2 separate regions of the Mus musculus genome follow, and region 2 is linked to region 1. A link is a loop called in an ENCODE intact Hi-C map of the cell type or tissue named here. Cell type or tissue: heart. All regions are shown on one strand. Links, peaks and the distances in the headings refer to the core of each region. The heading gives the core; the rest is flanking DNA. Region 1 overlaps Ube2o (ubiquitin-conjugating enzyme E2O). Region 2 holds the start of Rhbdf2 (rhomboid 5 homolog 2).

Region 1 (10,290 bases), core at 1,602-9,601:
CCCGGGGCACCACAGAGCGGTCCTCCAGTTTCAGCTGTGAAAAAAACATGAATGAGAGGCCTGGAAACAGACATCTGAGGTGGAACGCATTCCACCCAGGTACATCCCACCAAAGGCAGACAAAGGATGGTTTTATCTGTAGCCCCCCACCCCCACACCCACCAGCATACACACTGGAGATAGTCTTGTGCACTGGGAAGCATAGTCACACCACACAAGGTTAGCTCATCCTACAAAAACCAACATTATGATGAGTCAAATCCTTCTCTGAGGGTCTACCCTCTGACCTTGGCTCATGGGTGCTCAGGAGTGGTTGGAGGACTGGCATGGCACTGAAGCCAGCTGTCACTAGACACAACCCTTCTAATCTGGCTATTCTGCCTGCCCAGCTGCATCCTGCTCCTTATCTGTGGCAGTGCAGACCCTGTCCTGACCCAACTGAACCCCCAGAACTGCCACCTCCTGCTGCTGGGCGGCCTCTGTGGCCCAGAAAGAGCTGCTTCTCTGCTAGGCTGTTTTGTCTTCTCTGTTCTTGTATCTCCAAATCGGGATTGTTCTGTCATTCTTGGACAACCTGTAAGTGGTTGCTACATCTCTCTCCCCTGCTCAGAGACGGACAGGCACACACCAGGAAGGGCTCTCCCCGACTCTCCCCGACTCTCAGTAACCTCAGCCGGCCTCTCTGCTGCGAAAGGTGACTGGCAGAGAGAGGAGCAGGACAGAAGTGCTGAAAAGCAAGTACAAGGTCACTGAAGCTTTGCTAAGGACAACCCACACAAGCTCTAGGTAGGCTGTACACCGCTAAGCAGGAAACATAAACTGCCACAGGGACCCAGGACCTGTTCCACAGACAACACTGTGACTGGTGTCAGCCTGCTGCTTCCAAGTACACATGGTATCTCAGCAGCCAACTCTGGGACCCATGACAGGATTGAAGCCACAAAGAAAGCATTGGCGCCTGCGTGCACGCACACAGGCACATACAGCCACTACATCCATACTTGCTTGACTCCCTGTCCACAGGGACACAGGCTGAGGTCCAGAAAGGCTAGCTTCAAGGCACTGAAGGGAAGGTGGAGAGGCCAGCTCCCTTTTCTAGTAATGTGAAGACACTTTGTGCCTGCCCCACCCTCAGCTTCACCTCAACTGCCTTCTTAGCTTAGACGTCAAACCACCACCAATTAGGGGGCCTAAGTCATCGCAGAAAGCAGAGAGTAGCGCGGCCTTGACGAGAGCCTTGAGCTGCGTCTGCACACAACCCGATGGCCTCTGTCAGGTCCAGGTACTGCCAGGGGAGGGGGGAGGATCCACATGGACAGCCTGATCAGAACAAGCTCATACAGGACGTGTGAAATGGAGGTAAAAAGAAGATTGCCAAAAACTCCAAGATCAAGTTCTTTATGAACGTTTATAACTGTAACCACCTCATGCCTACAGGTGCTCTGGATAGCCTCTCAGAGGGAACGGTTGTCAAGAAGGATGTCTTTAGAGACTCAGCTCTGAAACGCAAGGCTGGGGAGGCCAAGGTCAGTTGGAAGAACAATACAAGACAGGAGAGAACAAATGGTTTTTCCACAAGCTATGCTTTTAGGTATATTTTTGTTTCTTATCATTAAAAATTAAAAAGAAAAAAAAAAGTTCAGCAACTCCGAGTTTACCAGCCAGTTGTAAACTAGCATTTCCTGGAAAGCATCGGTGAACCTAAGTTTTGGAATAGCAGGAAAGAAGCTATTCCAAAATAGCCTGGGGGGAAGTCATGGGCTACGTGAAATAAACACTGGTCATGTAATGGCATGGAACAGGGCAAGAGGCAGTCTCTGTTGCCTCCTCTGAAAACAACCCAGGGCCAGACTGTGGAGGAGGGGAGCTCAGACAACACTGATGGCGTCTAAGCTCAGACAACACTAGCCTCTGCTCTGCCTGGCTCCAGCCCCAGTTCTAGGGCAGACGCAGGCCAGGCTGTGCTCAGAGTTATAAACAACGCAACCCGGGTTCTAAAGGGGCCACTCTGACCACGTACCTGGCTGAATAAGGCAGTGAGCTTCCTAGATAATGCCAGCCTTCTAGATGAGGCTGGCAGGATTTAAAAGGGACAGAGAAGTTACTCAGGCCTTAGGAGAGGAACCCTGAGCAAAGGAGGAGAACCTGGGGGCCTGAGCCAAGGCAACACATTGGGGTCACCTGCCTGGGAAGGGAAGGCAGTGGCTCTGTGGTTTTCAGCTAGAGCCACTTTGTCCTCTCCCCTCCCTAGACACACAGGAAAGCTCCTGTCACAATGACTGGACAGCATTATCAACAGTGTCTAGGCCAAGGAACTCCTGGCTGCTTAGGACATCTAGAAACAAGGTGGGTCAAAGGTCATCTCCACTACCTCTACTGAATCCCCCCACCCCCACCCCCGCGTGAGAGGGTCTACTGTATAGCTCTGGCTGGCCTGCAACTCACTATTTAGACTAGGCCAGCCCTGGCTCTTGAGAGCTGGAATTAAAGCTATGCTCGCCCTCCCTCCCCTTCCTTTCTGTGTATCTGTGCACACATGTGTGCAGTACCCTGGAGGGCAGAAGAGTGTTCAATCACTTGAAAGTGGAGTTAGAAACAGTTGTGAACTCCCTGACATGGGTGCTGGGAACCAAATTTAGGTCCTCTGGAGGGCAGCTGTCACTCTCACCAGCTCAGCCACTTCTCCAGCCTATTTTACTTTTAAACAATTATTGGGACTCCCCAGCACTCACACGGCAGCTCACAACCATTGGTAACTCCAGCTCCAGGGCATCCAATATCATCTTTGGCTTCCTGGGCTAGGCATTATATGTAAGTGGTGCACACATATACACATAAGCAAAACAACCATACACATAAAATAATAATAAACAAAATGGAGAATGACATGAGGAAACCGATCCTGACCTCTGGCCTCCACATACAACTGTATAGCGATGAGGCAGGGGCAGAGGGAAGGGCTGCAGTTCGGGGAGAAGGCTTGCTGTAGAGTGAGCAGGCACTGTCATCAACTGGTTTGGGCTTCTAGAGGCCCATCTGCTAACAAGGCCACCTCCTGGAACTGCCTCCCTGGCCTGCTCTTGCACCTGAGCTGTCCTGCTTCCAGTCTAGAAGCCCATTCATTAAACTGGCCATGGTCAATCAGATGCACTAAAAAATTCCTGTATAAAAACTTCCAAGACTAAGTGTCTGAAAACAGAAGGAAGCTAAAGTAAGACAGTTGCAGGTAACAGGCTCCTCACCCAAGGAGGAGCTGCCAGAAGGCCACAGGGAGAGTTATTTAAACATCTTATTTCTAATTCTGTGCATCTAGTACATCTGTGTGTGGGCATGTGCACATGAGTGCAGTGTCCACAGAGTCCCTGGAGCTATAGTTACAGGCAACTGTAAGCCACATGACATCAACACTGGGAACAAAACTTGGGTCCTCAGCTCTCCAGTCCTCACAGGAAAGGCTTTAATGGGCCTAAGCATATATGTCTGGAGAGCAGGAGCCACCAGCCACACCAGTGAAGGTCAAGACGGGAGGTGTGGCCAGGCTTCAATCTCAGAGCAATAAATCTCCATCTCTCCGTATTCCCCAGGGGTGTATCCACGACCAGGTCTTTCATTTACATGGGAGCAGGAGCACCCAGCACCAGCCAGGCCTCACCCACTGAAGCTTGATAAACTGTCTGCCCTCACTGCATCCCTGGAAGAGGAATGAGTGGAGACACAGACAGTTTGCAGTGGACCCTGTTTTTGCTCCTCTGCTCCAACCCGACAGAGCTAGGCCACATAGAGACAGGCCAGGACTCCAGCCACTTCCTGAAGGGGACACTATGCCAGGCTAGCATGCAAGATCAGAAAGCAGCCAGGGATGGTGGTGTGCAGCTGTCATCTCAGCACTCAGGAGTTGGGGACAAGAGATTATGAGTTGGGGGTTAGGGTATGCTGCTATACAGAGAGACTGTGTCTAAAAACAAAACAGAAAAGTAAACGAGAGGGAAACGTTAAGGAACTAGCTGAGACTGCATCCCTTGCAGCTATGTGACCCAGGAGGAGAGGGAACTAGAAGGCCAGGCTGAGTCAGTGAGCAGAGCTGGTTCCAGGCAACCCTTTGTGGAAGAACCCACCTACCTCGGCCCACAGCAGCATCACTGGCTGTACAAACACCACACTTGCTATTTCCAGGCTAATAAGAAGAAAGCGCCAGGGCATGCTGGCATCCCAAGGTAACAACTGGTGAACACACACCAGAGCTAACGAAAATGGCTTCTGAGGGGTGCCATCATTGTTTAGGCGAATCACTAAGGCTTCAAAGACCCATCTTTGCACCTCCACTTCTTCTAGAACATGGCAGCAGTAAGTACTTCAGGACAGGGAGCAGAACAAAAGCACCAACTGAAAAGTGCTCAGAATACCTGGAAGCAAGATCTGTCTATTTCTCAGGGAGAGTGAGACAAAACCACAGGAGGCAAAATAACAGGGAAAAGTGGGATTCCAGGCACGGGGGGAGCACACAAGAACCGAGTTTTGCTGAGGACACAGCACTGCCACTCCTGAGTGGGTACCAGCACACATCCTAGAAACCAGAAGTCTCCCTGTGGACAGGACAGTCCTGGGCTGGATGCACTCTTGCAGGTGCAACCCCAGAGCTTATGTTCCAATCTTCAGGCGCCCTGGGGGCCACCTGCCTGGCACCTCTTCTTGCCACAGGCCATGCTTTTGCTTTACCACATGAGTAGTCTGTTTGAGGAGTACATCCTACAGAACCCCAAGCAAGTCAGCATGGCCCTCAGGGCCCAGAGCACCATGGCAGGCTTTTGAGGAGCTAACAGCTCAGCTAGAGAAGCCAGATGCTCGTGAAAACACAAAGGCTGGAATGAGATGCAGAAATTAACAAGGTTGTATCATGACTTCAGTGCATTATTAAATTGGAAGGATTTTAAGTCTATCAGGGAGAGTCATGAGTAAACGCCACAATGAATTGTGTAGTATTAACAACCTTCTAGCTTATGTGGTTAACATTCTCTACCTACCTCCTTTTATGTGCTGGGATGTTCCAATCCTAGTGATGGCTTATGGCTAGAGGCTGAGTCTGAGCACATCAGAATGTGTGGATGTGTGTCTGTCTTCAGAGGTTACTGCTAAGACCCCTCAACAGTATTACAAAAAGCTCTTGGCCACAGGAAGAAACAGCAACACTCAAGCCCAGGACAGGAAACAGGCGCTATCTCAGGCCCGGCAGTAGCTGGAGGGAAGAGAACAAGTAGGGCTTTGCAGCTGGGCACGTCAAGGGGAGGTCTGGTCCCACTCAGAGATAGGAGGTGCAGGGCTGGGCTGAGCCACAATGAAGTAAGCCTCGGAGCCAGGTCCAGCCCAGAGACAACACAGCAGGCTGTGGTACCCTGGAGGAACAGGTACAACACAGACCCTTGGTACAAGGGCACCAAGACCAGGACAAAAGATGATGCTTCCTGCACAATTACACACGAAGCTTCCTTTCCCTGGGAGTGCAGACCTTTAGAGGGTCTCATGAGCTCTGATCTCATTAGCGCATCATAACCGTGACAGAAGATACAGGTCCTGAGAGCTCGGGCCGGTTTCAAGATGCTGCATTTTACATTAAGCAACCACAAGATGGCGCATAGCTGGCTACATGCTGTTGCGCTGCTTTTGAAGGGCAACTAGCTGGTGGAAGCAGAGGAGACCCCTTCAAATGAGAATGGAATTTGGTAATGAATTCTGACTGGCATCAGCGAGGTCATGGAGCAGTGAAAACCAGAGGTGGCCAAAGGAGCTCTGGGGGGAAGGGGCTGTTTAGGGTGGCTGCTAATCAGAATCCCAGTAAGTGCTTTAAAGATTGTTCTAGGGCAGGAGATGGCTCAGTGGTTAGGACCACTGGCTGCTCTTCCAGAGTCCCAGGGTTTAGTTCCCAGCAACCATATGGTAACTGATAGGAGCCTGTAACTCCAGCCCCACTGGATCCAACACCTCCTTCTAGCCTCTCCCAGACATACACATGGTGCAAGCCACCAATACACATGTAGTGTATTGTATATAGTGGCACATGCCTTCAATCCCAGCATTTGGGAGGCAGAGCCAGAGGTTGAGGTCATCCTGGTCTACATATATAAAGTTCCTAGCCAGCTAAGGCTACACAGCGAGACCCTGTTTCAGAAAAGAAAAAAAGAAAACTGACAGAAACAAGAAAGAAAAAATTTCTAATTAAACTAGAGTTCTGATTTTTTCACTTCAAACCTACTGAATGAATATGTGGATGAAGACAGCAATGTTCACGTAGTCCCTCAACCCCACCCCCAAGGCCTGGAGACCAAACCCAGAGCATCATGGGTGCCACACTCCACCGCTGACATACAAATCAGGAATCCATTCCCTTCTTGTTTCTTTCTTCAAGCCTCACCACACAGCCCAGAGACACCTGACCTTGATTCATGGTCTTCCTACCTCAGGCTCCTGAGTGCTGTGATCACAGGGGTGTGCTATCACACTCCACTGGGACATTTGTTTTTAACAGACTGGCCTATAGGTCAAGGTGTTAAAACAAGGTGGCTTAAAATAATGAACACCATGCCCTACCCAGAACTCCCTGACAACCCCTTCTGTGGCTCAGCCTGGGAAAGATGCACTGGCTGCCAAGCTCTCAAAGCCTCAGCTTTGGGAGACTGCTCAGGTGGGCCAGTACTAGGGGGATGGGAAGTGCTGAGAATGACAGATACAGAGGCAAGAACTGTTGCCATGGAAGCAAAGATCAGATTCTGCCAGTGCCAAGAAGACACTGTTTGGCCACTCAAGACTTCCAGGGGGAAGGGCTTCCTGCACAAGAGGGCAATTTTAGAGGTAGGTTCCTGGTCATGAGTAAACCGTGGCCCTGGTGGGAGGATGTGGTCTCAATCACTGGGGCAGCCCTAGGTACCTCCTTGCAGGTGTTCCTCCTGCTTGGTCCCTCATCTGTATAATATGGTCTTTCGGCAGCATCAAGCCACCACCCTTCCTGAAAGGCTGAAGCAAGGAGCTCCACCCAAGCAGGACAGTGACTTGCTGTGGCCAGGCTCCCCAAAGCTGGGAAATGACAGCTAATCAATCAATAGCCACTCTACAAAGCGCACTATCCTGCCTCGCTAGGCAGACTCGCCTGAGAAAGGAGTCACTCAGCACTGCTATTTTTAAAACTGCAAATCTGGTAAGAAAAGGCAGTACAAACGATCCATGAAAGCCTTGGTCCGAGGCTGTGGGGGCAGAGGCAGGTCCTTCCCACTGAAACATGAGGCGTTCACCCTCCTATGGCAGACTCGGTTCCTGAATGCTCTGTTTTAGATCATTCCTGGTGGCCAAAGACTACACTAGAACTTTCCAGTGACGTGCAGATGAGCACTCACACACAGGCAGGGAGAGGTCTCATGACCTAGCAGAACGACTGTGAAACAGCACTGTCCACTCACAGCCCTGCAGCCTGTTGACTCTTTTCCCCAGGGAAGCAAAAGCCTGGGAAAGTCGTAGAAAGGCACAGGTGAGCTGTAAGACCTCAGGGATGAGAGGCGGCTGTGACAGTCCCAACAGTCTCTAAGGCCTGGCACACACCATGCTGTCACCTTGCCCATGGACAGGCTGGCCCTACTGAGCTGGCAGAGGTACCACAATGACCTCTAACCTTGTGTCTTCCTCCCCACTGGGATTTGGTCAGAACGGGAAAAGCACCTCCTAAACCAGAGCTTCGCAACCTGTGGGTCAGGGCCACTTATCAGATAGTGACATCATGCTTCTTTTTCTTCTTTAAATGAGCTTACCACTGCATACATACACTGTATCCTGGTCACACTCACATCTCCCCTAACTCATCCCAGATCCATCCCTACCCTCTTCCAAGTTCCAACAGTTCATCCCGCCCTCCTCAAACTATTTGACCCCAGTTTGTGTTGCCCATAAATTCTTGAGTGTGGGGCCATTCATTGGAGATGGTTGACCTGCCCTTAAGATAAACCAACTCTCCATCCCTGCCTCCCAGTAGCCACCGACTGTCCATAACTTGTCTAGGACCTGGGCTGTGAGCACCCCTGCTTCCATTCTGGCTTCATCTTGTGTACTTCTTGTACAGGTAACCAGAGGTGGTGCAGATTCATGAATGCAGAAAGCATGCCTGGAAGGTATTGCTTCTTCCAGACCTCTGGCTGTTATGAACTTTCTGTGATCTTTCTGTTCCCAGTGAAGGTGTAATGTGTCCTACTGAAGGGTATTTGGTCACAACTTAGGGTAAACAGAAGTCAGTTAACCTGCTCCAGAAATGGCCAAGGGCAGCCCACATCTTAATTCTTAACTGGCAAAATGCAGTAGCAATGGAATAATTTTATGGTTGGGGGTCACCACTGACTAAATGTACTAAAGGTAATGTACTAAAGAGTAGCAGCATTAGGAGGGCTGAGAAACACTGGTCTAAAACAAGTTTTCCAACAAATTAACTGTGAATGTGCAGTAATCTGTGGTGATCAATAAGGCTGGGGAAACTAGGTAGGCGGAGAATTGCCATTGATGGGTGCTGCAGACTCTCCAGCAGGCCTTTTTCCCTGGCAGAAAAATGGGAAACGTCACAGCTGAACCTAATCAAAGAACAACACTATAAAAGGGCAGCTATTGTGGGTCTAGGCTTAGGCTGATCCACACTGCTACACCTCTCAATCCTTACCGAAGCTGCCAGGACCCAGGTTTGAGTGCCCGCCTTCTACTGTCACAGGCTGGGGTCAGCAGCCCCGGAGAGGCAGACTGTACAACTGGCATGTAGGGGCTCAAACCCTGGAAGGAAGGTATAGTCCTTTCACAAATGCTTTGGCTGTCCCCTCTCCTGGGCTGGCTCTATTTCCCTTATTCCCAGGGCCCTGGGGGACTGGGATGGGATGTATGCACGCAGCAGGCCTGGAAACTAAAGATGACCGGGAAGAGACTGACTGTGTCTGGAGTGGCCCTGTACCCACGGACCACCAATCCCTAGAAGGATGAGAACAGAGTGCATCTCAAGGGCCCATTAAACCTGTCTCTTAAGGCTGGGTGATGGCCCAGCTACACTAAACCAGGAGCGCTGCAAGTACAGAGATTCTATCTTTTGTTCTCTCATGTATCCACCCCTTTCCAAGTAAGGCAGATAATGTGCCAACTAAAACCAAGGTACAGGGATGGGCTATGAACAAGAGGCATCTAACATTAACACAGTGGTGTCCAAGCCCACCTTTCCTCCCCAAAGGGCTGGGCAGAAACACAGCTACCCAATAAGGAAGTCTAGACTCCTGCTGGCTGGCCCGCTTTCTCTCATTTACGATGCTACTCACTTGCTCCATGGTATACTGTCCATTCATGTATTCAATCAAACACTACTGGGTGTCTGTGGGTCCCATAGATCCTGTCCCAGATGCTAATGAAACATGGAGAAACTAGTTTGGGCAAGCATAGAGTGGCAAACACTCCACATGTCAACATGGCTACACTAATCTCTTGCCCAGATGTCACTTCTCTGACAGAAGTACACTATGGTGACCCTGACCCTTGCTTTCCTCTTCTCCACAGCACTTTATGGCTTGATTCCCTGTCTCTGGATGCCTATGGGTCCAAGTGTGAACCTCATGTGGGTAGCCAGTGTCCCCACAGCATGCAACACAGGGAGATGTACCCAAGGAGCTGCTGTAAACACACTGCAGGGGAAGCCCAGGACAGAGGACACGTGCCAAGAGTGGTAAGCAGTGCCCAGTGCTGTGGAACGACCCAGTGTCATACTTAACCCAGCACTAAGGTCCCACAGCAGGCAGTGTGAGCAGAAGCCTCACTGGTGGGGCTAGAGACCCAGAAAAGAGCAGCAGACTCATGTCCCTTGGAAGACTAGGACCAAAAAAGAGGGGGAAAGGAAGAGGCAGGTGACAAAATGCACAGGCTGGAGAGGTGGCTCACTGGTTAAGGCTAAGAGAAAGCGCTACTCTTGCAAAGATTCCCAACCCACATTGAGTGGTTCATAACTGCATGTAATTCCAGCTTCAGGAGACCTAACGCCATCTTCAAGACCCCTGCATGCACAAACATCTACATATACACTACTAGAATTAAGATCAGTTTTTTATGTGGTTAAGCAGGAGACTGCAGAGGGAAGCTGGGATGGATGAGCCATAGCTCTCAGAGGCCAGAGGCAGTACAGAGCAGTGTCCACACAGAACCCAAGCCCAGGAGGAAACTGTCCTTGCCAGGAGGCCTCAGTCAGAAAATGCTCCTTCTGGGAAGCTGGGTTTCCAATAGGCTGCCAGGATTCCCATG
Region 2 (10,290 bases), core at 862-8,861, 74 kb after region 1:
CGGCCCTACAGACTCGCGGCTCGGTGTTTCCTGGAGTTGAATCAAGGTATGGACCTGGCTTCCCTTCTGCCCTGGGGTTGTGGTAGAGACCTGGGCCCTACAGACCTTTCGCTCCCTAACTTTCAATCCAATGCAGAAACATCAGCTGGGGGCCCAACTCTCCAAACCCCTCGGTCCTTAAGCCAGGACTCCTGAGTACACTTTCTGAGCCGCGGACTACTCTGGCGGTGTGAGCCTTCCCCATCCCCCACCCCCGCACCTGTTACTACCACGGCGGCGAAGCTCCACGCACAAAACGCTGCCCGAGGACTTTGGAAGTTCACCCGGGAGACAGGGGAATATAGTCTTAAGGTCTAAAAGGGATTTCTGGTTGGAGGCGGAGTCGCATGTTCCAACACTGGGCAGTGCCCTCTCTTCCTCTCTGGGCTTTTAAACTTTTGCGCAAACCACGCGCCCAGACATCTGGTGACTGTGCCCCGGGGAACCCCTTTAGGCGTCCTGGTCCCAGCAGAGGCCAAGGATCTGCGGGAGGGATCCAGCGGTCCCGCGGGCACAGAGTCCAGCCTCGGCCTCTAGGGCGCTCTGCGGGGCGCACAGCCCCCGACCTTCCCCGCGGCCGAACGGGGCAGCCCCGTGAATCCCTGGCCACCCGCGGCCTAGCGGACCCGAGCTCCGCCGCACCCAATTCCCCGTGCTCACCTCTCGGAGGCCCCACGTCCCGGGAAGCGGCTGAGAGCAGAGTGGGCAGCGGCGGGGCGGCGGCTACAAGGCTGAGCGCCAGCGCTCCGCCTCTTCCCTACCTGCGCGAGGGCGCAGGGGCGGGGACTGGGTGTGGGCGGGGCCTCATTGAGGCGGGGCTTCTTGGTGTGTGGGCGGTGCTTCGGGGGGCGTGGTCGGCCCGCGGCTTCTGCCTGGGCTTGTAGCTCCTGCTGCTCCACTTATGGCCACATTTAAACACTTGCCTAGCACACAGATCTTAGGTTCGATCTCCAGCAACACACGCGCTCACACGGACACACCCCCATAACAACCAAGCAAAAACCACTCAATTTCCCCTTCTCTTTCTCGTGTGACCTCAGGCTCCTTTGACTCCAGGAGCCTCGACTAGGCTTGCATCCTTTCCAGAATCCCCGATCGATCGCTGCAGCTACATCGTCTAGGAAGCCTTGGCCTTCTCTAGCTGCTGTCTCTCCTTCGTCCATTAGAATGATCTCTCCTCAGGCCTGGCATCCCTTCTAGGCCAGACCGGGTCCTTGCTGGAAGTTGGGTCTTGTCCCCTTAACCACCCCAGGACTAAACACAGAGCAGTTGGAAAGGCAACCGAGGTATATGCTAGTTCTTGGGACTGTCCCTTAGGAAACTGTGAATGTTGCTCTGCACCCAAGGACACAGAGGCTTCTTGCTAAGGCTGAAAGCTGGCTCTCACAGTAACTGGCAATAGATGCAGAGGAAGGCCCTCCACATCTCCGTGTCATGAACAGCCCCCAGGCCCAGGCTTTGGATACTCTAGCCTGGCCAATACTGACCAAGTAACTTGCTTTGTTGGCTGTAATGAGAAATAACTATATATGACTCCAGCTAACAGAGCCGGGGGTTCAAATCCTGATCTGCCATTGACTGCTCCTGTGGTCTTAGATGAATCCCCTAAGCCTCCTCGGTCTCAGCTTTCCCCTCTCTGTGTGGTAGCAGTAACAGGGAGCATTTGTGGGGCCCCTGGCTCTAACTAGCAGCTGCTGTTATCTTTGCTATTATTAGTAGTGGTGACGGCCGGCCCTCCCTCAAGTTTAAGCCACAGGCTTTTATCCTCCTTAGCCCACGTCTCTAGCCACCTTGAGCCCATAGGAGCTGGGCTGTGCCTCCTCATCTCCCTCCTGGACCCAGATATCCCTCCCTTAACTCGGCTCTGGGTGGTGCCATCTTGTGATGTTCTTACCCACTTCCTGGTAGAGTACCACTCTTCATGTTCGCGTACCTAGCCCTGTACGAAGGCCTACATTTATGACACCCTGTCCAACACTCCCATGCTCCCACCTACGAGCACTCGCCGGACCTGTCAGCTCCTGAACAAGAACAGCAGGCCGGAGAAGGGCAGGGGGTGCCACTGATACAGATGCCTAGGGCCTGGGTTAGCCCCTCACTTGGGATTTGATGTGGAAACTTACGGCAGGCAGGAAATGGCAGAGGAACGAACTAGACCTGTACCCCCAGGTCTGGAGTCCCTATCCTCAGCCCCTGCACCAATGGCCTCAGTCTTTCTTTCTGAAGTCCTCGCCCAGCCAGAGAGTATGGAGAGACCACCACCAGGGGGCGCTGCAGCAGAGCTGCTTTCAGAGGTGAGCCAGGTCTCTGGGCTCTTGTTGCTCTTAACCACCCTGCCCCCAGTCTGCCACGTTGGTGGGTTGGGTAGAGCAGAGGTTAAAAGCACTGACTGCTCTTCCAGAGGTCCTGAGTTCAACTCCCAGCAACCACATGGTGGCTCACAACCATCTGTAATGGGATCTGATACCCTCTTCTGGTGTGTCTGACAGCTATAGTGGACTCATATAAATAAAAGAATTTTTAAAATTTATTTTATTTTTTTATTTTCAAGATAGTGTTTCTCTGTGTAGCCCTGGCTGTCCTGAAACTCACTCTGTAGACCAGGCTGGCCTCCAACTCAGAAATCCTCCTGCCTCCCAAGTGCTGGGATTAAAGGTGTGTGCCACCACTGCCCGGCAATAAATAAATCTTAAAAAAAAAAAAAAAAAAGTGGGGCAGGGGAAATAATTATATGGTTGGAAGCTTTTGCTGATGTTGCAGAGACCCAGGTTCAGTTCCCAGCATGCACTTGGGATCTTGCAGACAGCCTTAACTCAGTTTCAGAGATCAAATGCCCTTCTTATACCTCCACAGGCATGTACATCATAATACATACTTAACACATACATACATACATACATACATACATATATGACACAGGCAAAACACTAATTCATGTAAAAATAAATAAATAAAATGTGTGTGCACCACATGCTTAGAGCTTTAGTTACTTCCTATTAGGCAGGGTGGCAAACTTCTCCTTCCCAGTCTCCAGCCACGGAAAGGCAAGGCTGGGGCAAAGACAGATAATAACCCCAAACTTGGGAGCTGTTTCTCTGAAGCACAGGCAGGGAGCCATTTAGTGACCCCTCCACATATCCTTAGGAAACCATGCTGAGAGCGGCAAAAGAACCAGCCCTGGGGGTTGGGGTGCAGGTGGGAGGCTGGACTTGCCTGGCATGCGTGTGAGTTCCATCATGTGAGGATCATTCTGTCTGTCCCATGGCAGCAAAGAGCATCAGGCAGAAGAGGCACCGTGGGGCTGCTGGAACCATTCAGGCCCAATCCACCTCTCAGCCTGGCAGATGCTACTCTGGCACCTGGGCTGGGCTGGGCTGGGCTGTGTCCTCACTGCTGGACGGTTGGGCTGTGTCCTCACTGCTGGACGGCTGGGCTGTGTCCTCACCCCTGTACGGCCAAGGACGAGAATATGCATGATGCTTCGGTGACATCAGAGACTTGTGCCATGCCGCCCTAGCCCTGGAGATGGAGAGATCACAGACTTGGCTGCAGTAAACCACCTCTCCTGCCTGGTGTGGGAGAGTGAGAAACAGTTGGGTGTAACGTGTGGGAATGTCACATTGCAGCTGTTAAAAGCAATGAGGTAACTGTGTGTTGATAGGGAATTATCTCCAAAATGCCCTTGAGTAGAAAAACAAAAAGTGGAATGCATACACTTGCTATGTTTTTATAACTTAAAAAAAACTGTAAAAAATTGAAATAAATACTGAAAAAATTGAGACAGTACTTTGCTCTGTAAAGCAGACTGGCTTGAATATTTTTTTATTCCCTTATCTTGTCTTGAGACAAAGTTTCACTATGTAGCCTTGGCTGGCCTGGAATTTACTATCTAGCCCAGACTGGTCTCAAATTCACAGAGATTCACCTGTCTCTGCCTCTGCCTCCTGGGAGCTGAGGTTAAAGATGTGAACCAGCACGCCCAGCTGGCCTGCAACTTTTTTGTTTGTTTGTTTGTTTTTCCATACAGGGTTTCTCTGTCTAGTCTTGGAACTTGCCCTGTAGACCAGACTATCCTTGAACTCAGAGATCTGCCTGCTTCTGTTTCCCAAGTGCTGGGACTAAAGCCATGCACAACCACCAACTTGTTTATTTTTTAAATTTTCTTATATGTATAAGTGTGTCCGTCGTCGTCGTCCCCCCACCCCCCCCCCCGCATGTGTGCCTGTGCCCTATTTGTATGACTTCAGGCCAGAAGAGGGCGCTGGATCCTCCCGTGGAACTGCAGTTACATACAGATGGCTGTGAGCTATCATGTGGATGATGGGAATTGAACCAAGGTCCTCTGAAAGAACAGCCAGTGCCCTAAACTGCCGAGCCATCTCTCCAGGCCCAGGCCTTGGATTCTTGTTTCTCCTGTCTTAATCACCCAAAAGCTAGTTGGCAGAGAACCACCATGACTGGCTAAAATGGATTTATTTTTGTTGGGATTTATTTTGTTTGCTTTTCTGAGACAGGCTCCAGGCTGGTCTGGACTTCACTCTATATATACCCCAGGCTGGCCTCAAATTCAGCAATCCTTCTGCCTTTACTTCTTGAGTGCTAGGATTATAGGTAGGTATAAACCACCAGGCCAAGTGTTCTCAGTTTTAAAATGAGATGCTGTGGCCCTCTGCAATTGACTGCGTGCTCTCAGCTGTGGGCCTATGTCCTGCAAACCCCGAGACCTCTCTCAAGACTTGTGCAACTCTGAAAAGATTTAGATAAAATGATCTTAAAATTAACCTGACAGCAAGATTATCAACTTTTTAATCTTATTTCTGTAAGATTCTGTGTGTATGAATGTGTGCGAGCATGTGTGTGTGTATGTGTATGTGTATGTGTGTGTGTGTGTGTGTGTGTGTGTGCGCACGCGCGCGCACATAAGCTTAAGACAATCTCAGGTGTTGTTTCTCAGTCTCTGTCCACCTTATTTTGAGACACTGTCTCTCACTAGCCTGGGACTCACCATCAGGCTAGTGAGCCCCCGCGAGCCACCTGTCCCCACTTTCCTGCTTCCGGGGTTTCAAATGTGCATTACTATGACTGTCTTTAATGTGGTCTCTGTTCAGGTTTGGAGAGCTCCAGGCATGGGTTCAGGACTGAAGAGCACAGACACTGAGGCAGGGCCCTGGATCGGAGGCCATGTTCTTTCCAGCCATCGCGGGAGAACAAGCTTTGAATGTCCTTCTGGCAGTGTTCAGGGGCACGCGGGGTTGTGTGAACGAGAAGAACCGCGGAAGGGCTGCTACCAGAGTCTAGAGGAGGGGGAGTTAGGAAGGACCCCAGGAAGCATACAGAAAGGATGACAAAGATGTCTTTTTAGAGTGTGGCTGACAAGGGCCTAAGGCCTCCCATCCCCCAGGGAGCAAAATCAGGATGTCACAGAACTTCAGAGGAAGACAGGGACCAAGAGCTATGGGTTACAACAGCTGGCATCCATAGTGCATAGTCTCCATCTAGCGGCCATATCCAGTACTGCAAGAAGGAATCCACGTGTCCTGGCCCTGCTAACTCCAGAAAGCTTGTTCAGTCAAACACTAGGTAAATCTCTTAGCACTTCCCTGGAAGAACACCGCGCCCGGAAAGGGCGATAGCATCCAGGTTCAGACCTGCCTGCCATCACTCGAGGAATCAGGCAGGGAGCACATGTGGCCATAATCTTGGGATTCTGAGTTCTCCTCTCTCCCTGGCACTTCCATCCTTGTAGGTGACTTTGTGTTCCGTCCCGATTCCCTCTCGGTAGCATACTCTTTCCTAGTGGCATTACCACTCTTCAGCATGGGAGCAGCATCGGCCTCTTACCCAGTCTCAGACATTTTACCCAGAAGCCACCAGCTAAAAGACCATCAGACTAAACAACATAAAAGCTTTAACTCTATGCCTTTAATCCCAGCACTCAGGAGGCAGAGGCAGGAGCTGTGAGTTCGAGGCCAGCCTGGTCTACGGAGTGAGTTCCAAGACTACACAGAGAAACTCTCTCTCGGGAGAAAAACAAAGAGTATCAGACTTGTGTTGGCTTACAGTTTGAGGTACAGTTTGTCATGACAGGGAGGCAGGGCAGTAGCATGAGGAGCTGGTCACATGGTGTCTTAGGTGGGTGGGAACAGAGATGAGAGATGAGAGCTGGTACCCAGCTGGTGGGGTGGGGCCTCCAGCACTCAGGGCTGGGAAGTGAATCTAGGAGGTCCCAGGGTCTTCCCGCCTCTGTTAAGCGAATCTCAGAGGTGCCCAGAGCTCTGTCTGCCAGGTGACTAGACCCTGCCCAGTTGGTATTATTCGTTATCACAGGGACTCTATAAGAAGCCCCCCAGCCTCATCAATCATTGGGAAAATGAAATCAGAACCGTGGGGACCACGGTGCCCGAGTTTGTGTGAATAGTTGGCACCCAAGGAGGAACCAGGGCGTCCTGAAGAAATAAGTGCCACGGACCTGGGACAAAGCATGTTGCATGCCAGGTGAGACTCCTTGTCTACAGCAGAAAAAATGACCCCGGGTGACTAAGATATGTTAGAGTCATGAAATGCCATGTGCCTGAGAAACTCAAGTTACAGACGCACAGAGATATCTTGAGTCTTACAAACATTGTTTTAAGTTGTATTGATTGTGTGTGCGCCCCATAGCGTGGGGCATTGGACTATGCACAGGCAGGCTGGTCTCCAGTCGAGCTGAGATGCTGAACCCCGGAACCTGGTGGTGATAATTCACCTACACGGGATGGAAGGAGTTCTCTCATGTCTCCTGGAACTCTGGCTCCTGTCAAAGTTACCGCCCCCACATCCCCCACAAGAGAAGCAAGGCTAGTTAGTAGTCACATAGGCAATGTCCCAAGCTTCTGACCTTCAGGCTAAACTCCTCTCCAGTAACCTAGCAACAGAAAAGATAGCAGCTCCCTTTAAAAGGGGCTGTTTGGCCCTCCTTGCTCTCTCACTCCTTTGTTCTCTTGCTCTTACTCTCCTCTCCTCTCACTCTCTCTCTTACTCTCTCTTTTTCTCTAGCCTCCCCCCTCTTTTCTACCTTCTCTCTTTCCCCCTGCCTTTCTATAATAAAGCTCTAAAACCATAGACTGTCTCTATTCAGCTGCGCAGACTCTCGCCTGTGTGGGAACCTCTCTTCCCTCTTCCCTCTCTCCCATAACCCCGGGGCTACAGGGTATCTTGAGCGGAAAACATCTGGCAGCCTTCCTGTGTCTGCCTGTCCAGAGCATAGGAGGAACTCTGGCCGGACGTGGGTCCTCCCTCCCCCCTCTTCCCCTGGGCCCCTTTTTAGTTCCCACACCATAGCACACATGTGTAGGTCAAAGGACAACTTGTGAATGTCCCAGGAATTGAACTCAGGTCTTCAGGCTTGGTAGCAATTACCTTCACCCTGTAAACCAGCAGTTCTCAGCCTGTCGGCCATGATCCTTTGGGGGGGGGGGGCCCTTTCACAGGGGTCACATATCAGATGTTCACGTTACGATTCTTAACAGTAGCAACATTACAGTTATGAAGTAGCAACAGAAATCACTTTATGGTTAGGGGCCACCGCAGCTTGAAGAACTGTATTAAAGGGTCACGGCATTAGGAAAGGTGAGACCCACTGCCCTAAACCAGTTCTCTAGCCTCTGACATTTTAAACTTGCTGGTCCTGAGGACAGGCCTCTCACATTCTGAGCAAGCACTCTGTCAGTAAGCTACAACCCAGCCTTTCCACTGAGATGTTTTATAATACTTTTCAAACTTTTAAATTGTGTGTGTGTGTGTGTGTACACCCACCTGAGTGCAATGCCTACAGAGGCCATTAAAGGGCATTAATTGGCCAATTTGTTATTGGCCAAATTAAAAGTAAAAAGGAAGGTTTACTGGGGCAGCTCATGGGCCAGGGAAATTGCCCTGTAGACATGGAGGAGAGAGAGAGAGAGAGAGAGAGACAGACAGACAGACAGAGAGAGAGACAGAAAGACAGAGAGAGAGAGAGCAATTTAGATTATATAGAGAAGATCTGGGGAAGGGGAAACCCAACCCTTGGAGTGAAAAGTTCAGGCATGGAGGGTGCGGTGTGCCAGTCATACCCTGTAACAGGGAGGGACTGAGGGATGCTGGGAGACCCTGGAAGCCAGGTCCGCTTTGATATGTTAAATAGGCACCTCAGAGGCTTGTCCTGGGTCTGAAACCCAATGGGCATGGGATGTCCCTGCAGCTGGAGTGACAGGAGCTTATAAGTCACTTCAGGAGGATGCAGGGGACTGAACCCTGGTCCTCTGTATGAGCAGTACACACTTAACCAGTCAGCCATTACTAACAACCTATTTGTTTATTTTTTATTTTTTATTTTTATTTTTTAAAGAATTATTTATTTTATGTATGTGAGTACACTGTAGCTGTCTTCAGACACACCAGAAGAGGGCATCAGATTCCATTACAGATGGTTGTGAGCCACCATGTGGTTGCTGGGATTTGAACTCAGGACCTTCGCAAGAGCAGTCGGTGCTCTTAACCGCTGAGCCATCTCTCCAGCCCCTATTTTTTAGTTTTTACTATGCCTTTGTGTGTGTGTGTGTGGGGGGGTGTACAGTGGCCAGAGAGGGTGTCAGATTCCTGATTCGGGGTTACAGGGTGGTGACTGCAAGCAGCCTGCCTCAGGTACAGGGAATTGAACTCTGGTTCTCTTCAAGAGAAGCAAGTAATCTCACCTGCTGAGCCAGCTCTTTTATCTATCTATCTATCTATCTATCTATCTATCTATCTATCTATCTATCTATCTATCTATAGACAAGGTTTTATGTTATTAAGATTGGTCTAAAATTCACGGTGTAGCCCAGGCTGGCCTTAAACTTCTAATCATCCTGCTTAATGTAGGGTAATGACTGTGTCTCCACCCACTGGCAGGTGCTTGGCTAATTAATAACAGGCATGATGGGGAGGGTGTGATAGCCTCAGGAATGCCTGGTGCAGAGGTTGGGCACACAGGCATGTCTGAGAGCGTTTCACGAGGTGGGGGAAGGTTCATTACAGGCTAATGCTCTTTTTGTTGTTGTGTTGTTTTGTTAGAGACAGGGTTTCTCTGATCGCTCTGGCTGTTGTGAAATTCTCTCTGTAGACCAGGCTGGTCTCAAACTCAGAGACCACTTGCCTCTGCCTCCCAAGTGCTAGGATCAAAGACATGTGCCACCACGATCAGCTTAAGAGTTTATATCTTAAACCACAATTACGAAGCAGAGAAAACTAGCATGAAATGGCAACAACAGTCTTTGAAACTTCAAAGTATATCCCCCAACCCCCAGTGACATAACTCCTACACATATTCAAATAGGGACCACACATTCAAATGCCTGGGAATATGGGAGGCATGGGGGATACTTCACATTCAAAACAATTTTCGTAGGAAAGACTGGTTTCGCATTATCACACTCTGTTTATAGAGTGGTTGGGATGGAACCCAGGGCCACAAGCTAGGCGACCAACCTAGCTACACTTTCAGGCCCAGTTTTAATGTCAGATGATGGAGGGTGCTGTATTGTGGTGACCCTAGGGTGTAGATGTTTGGGGCAGCCGCTGGCTTCCCTGAAGTAGAGTGAAATAAACCAGTTAAGCTGGATTTGTGCAGCGCTTGGCAGTTCTGGGGAGAACAATACAGGCCGTGGTCCAAGTACCCGTTGTGAAACACAGGCTGTGAACTACACCGAAACTATGTGAGCGCTTCTGTTTGCATGCGATCTGCCGCTTGCCTGGTGGTCCAACTTTAATCCCTGGGACCTACATGGTAGAAAGAGGGAGTTAACTCCCCAAAATTGTCCACTAACCTTCACGATAAAAATATTTTAAAATTATAATGCTGGGCTGTGGTGGTGCACTCCTTTAATCTCTGTACTCTGGAGGCAGAAGCAGGTATCTCTGTGAGTTTTAGACCAGCCTTGTCCACAGAGAGAGTTCCAGGACAGCCAGGGCTACACAGAGAAACCCTGTCTTGAAAGACAAAACAAAACAAACAAACAAACAAAAACAGAGCAAAACAAACTAACCAAAAAAAAAACAAAAAACAAAAAAACAAACAAACAAACAAAAGGGACCGGGCGTGGTGGCGCACGCCTTTAATCCCAGCACTTGGGAGGCAGAGGCAGGCAGATTTCTGAGTTCGAGGCCAGCCTGGTCTACAAAGTGAGGTCCAGGACAGCCAGGGCTATACAGAGAAACCCTGTCTCAAAAAACCAAAAAAAAAAAAAAAAAAAAAAA

The links. Hi-C counts contacts between places; a loop is a spot of excess contacts. Peaks named below come from ENCODE experiments on the same cell type or tissue, not always from the same donor. Only the 100,000 strongest peaks of a DNase experiment are listed, where the experiment ranks them.
Region 2: a loop joins it to region 1, with 7 times the contacts of the local background. A loop is called at or near these places in 18 of 42 quality-filtered maps.

Annotation. Positions count from the first base shown.
Region 1 is chr11:116,549,060-116,559,349 of GRCm38, forward strand. It overlaps Ube2o (ubiquitin-conjugating enzyme E2O), which reads right to left. Exons shown (of 18, transcript NM_173755.3): 2 at 1-34. Among named protein-coding and RNA genes, the nearest start is that of Sphk1, 22 kb to the left of the region's middle. In heart, for the core only: a CTCF peak has its summit at 5,616 (motif pointing right); DNase peaks (open chromatin) are centred at 1,913 and 7,462; H3K4me3 peaks cover 1,240 bases; H3K27ac peaks cover 4,280 bases.
Region 2 is chr11:116,623,479-116,633,768 of GRCm38, forward strand. Rhbdf2 (rhomboid 5 homolog 2) reads right to left here and starts at 742. Exons shown (of 19, transcript NM_001167680.2): 1 at 700-742. In heart, for the core only: CTCF peaks have their summits at 2,293 (motif pointing right), 4,321 (motif pointing right) and 5,549; DNase peaks (open chromatin) are centred at 2,373, 5,533, 6,893, 7,263 and 3 weaker places; H3K4me3 peaks cover 1,560 bases; H3K27ac peaks cover 5,536 bases.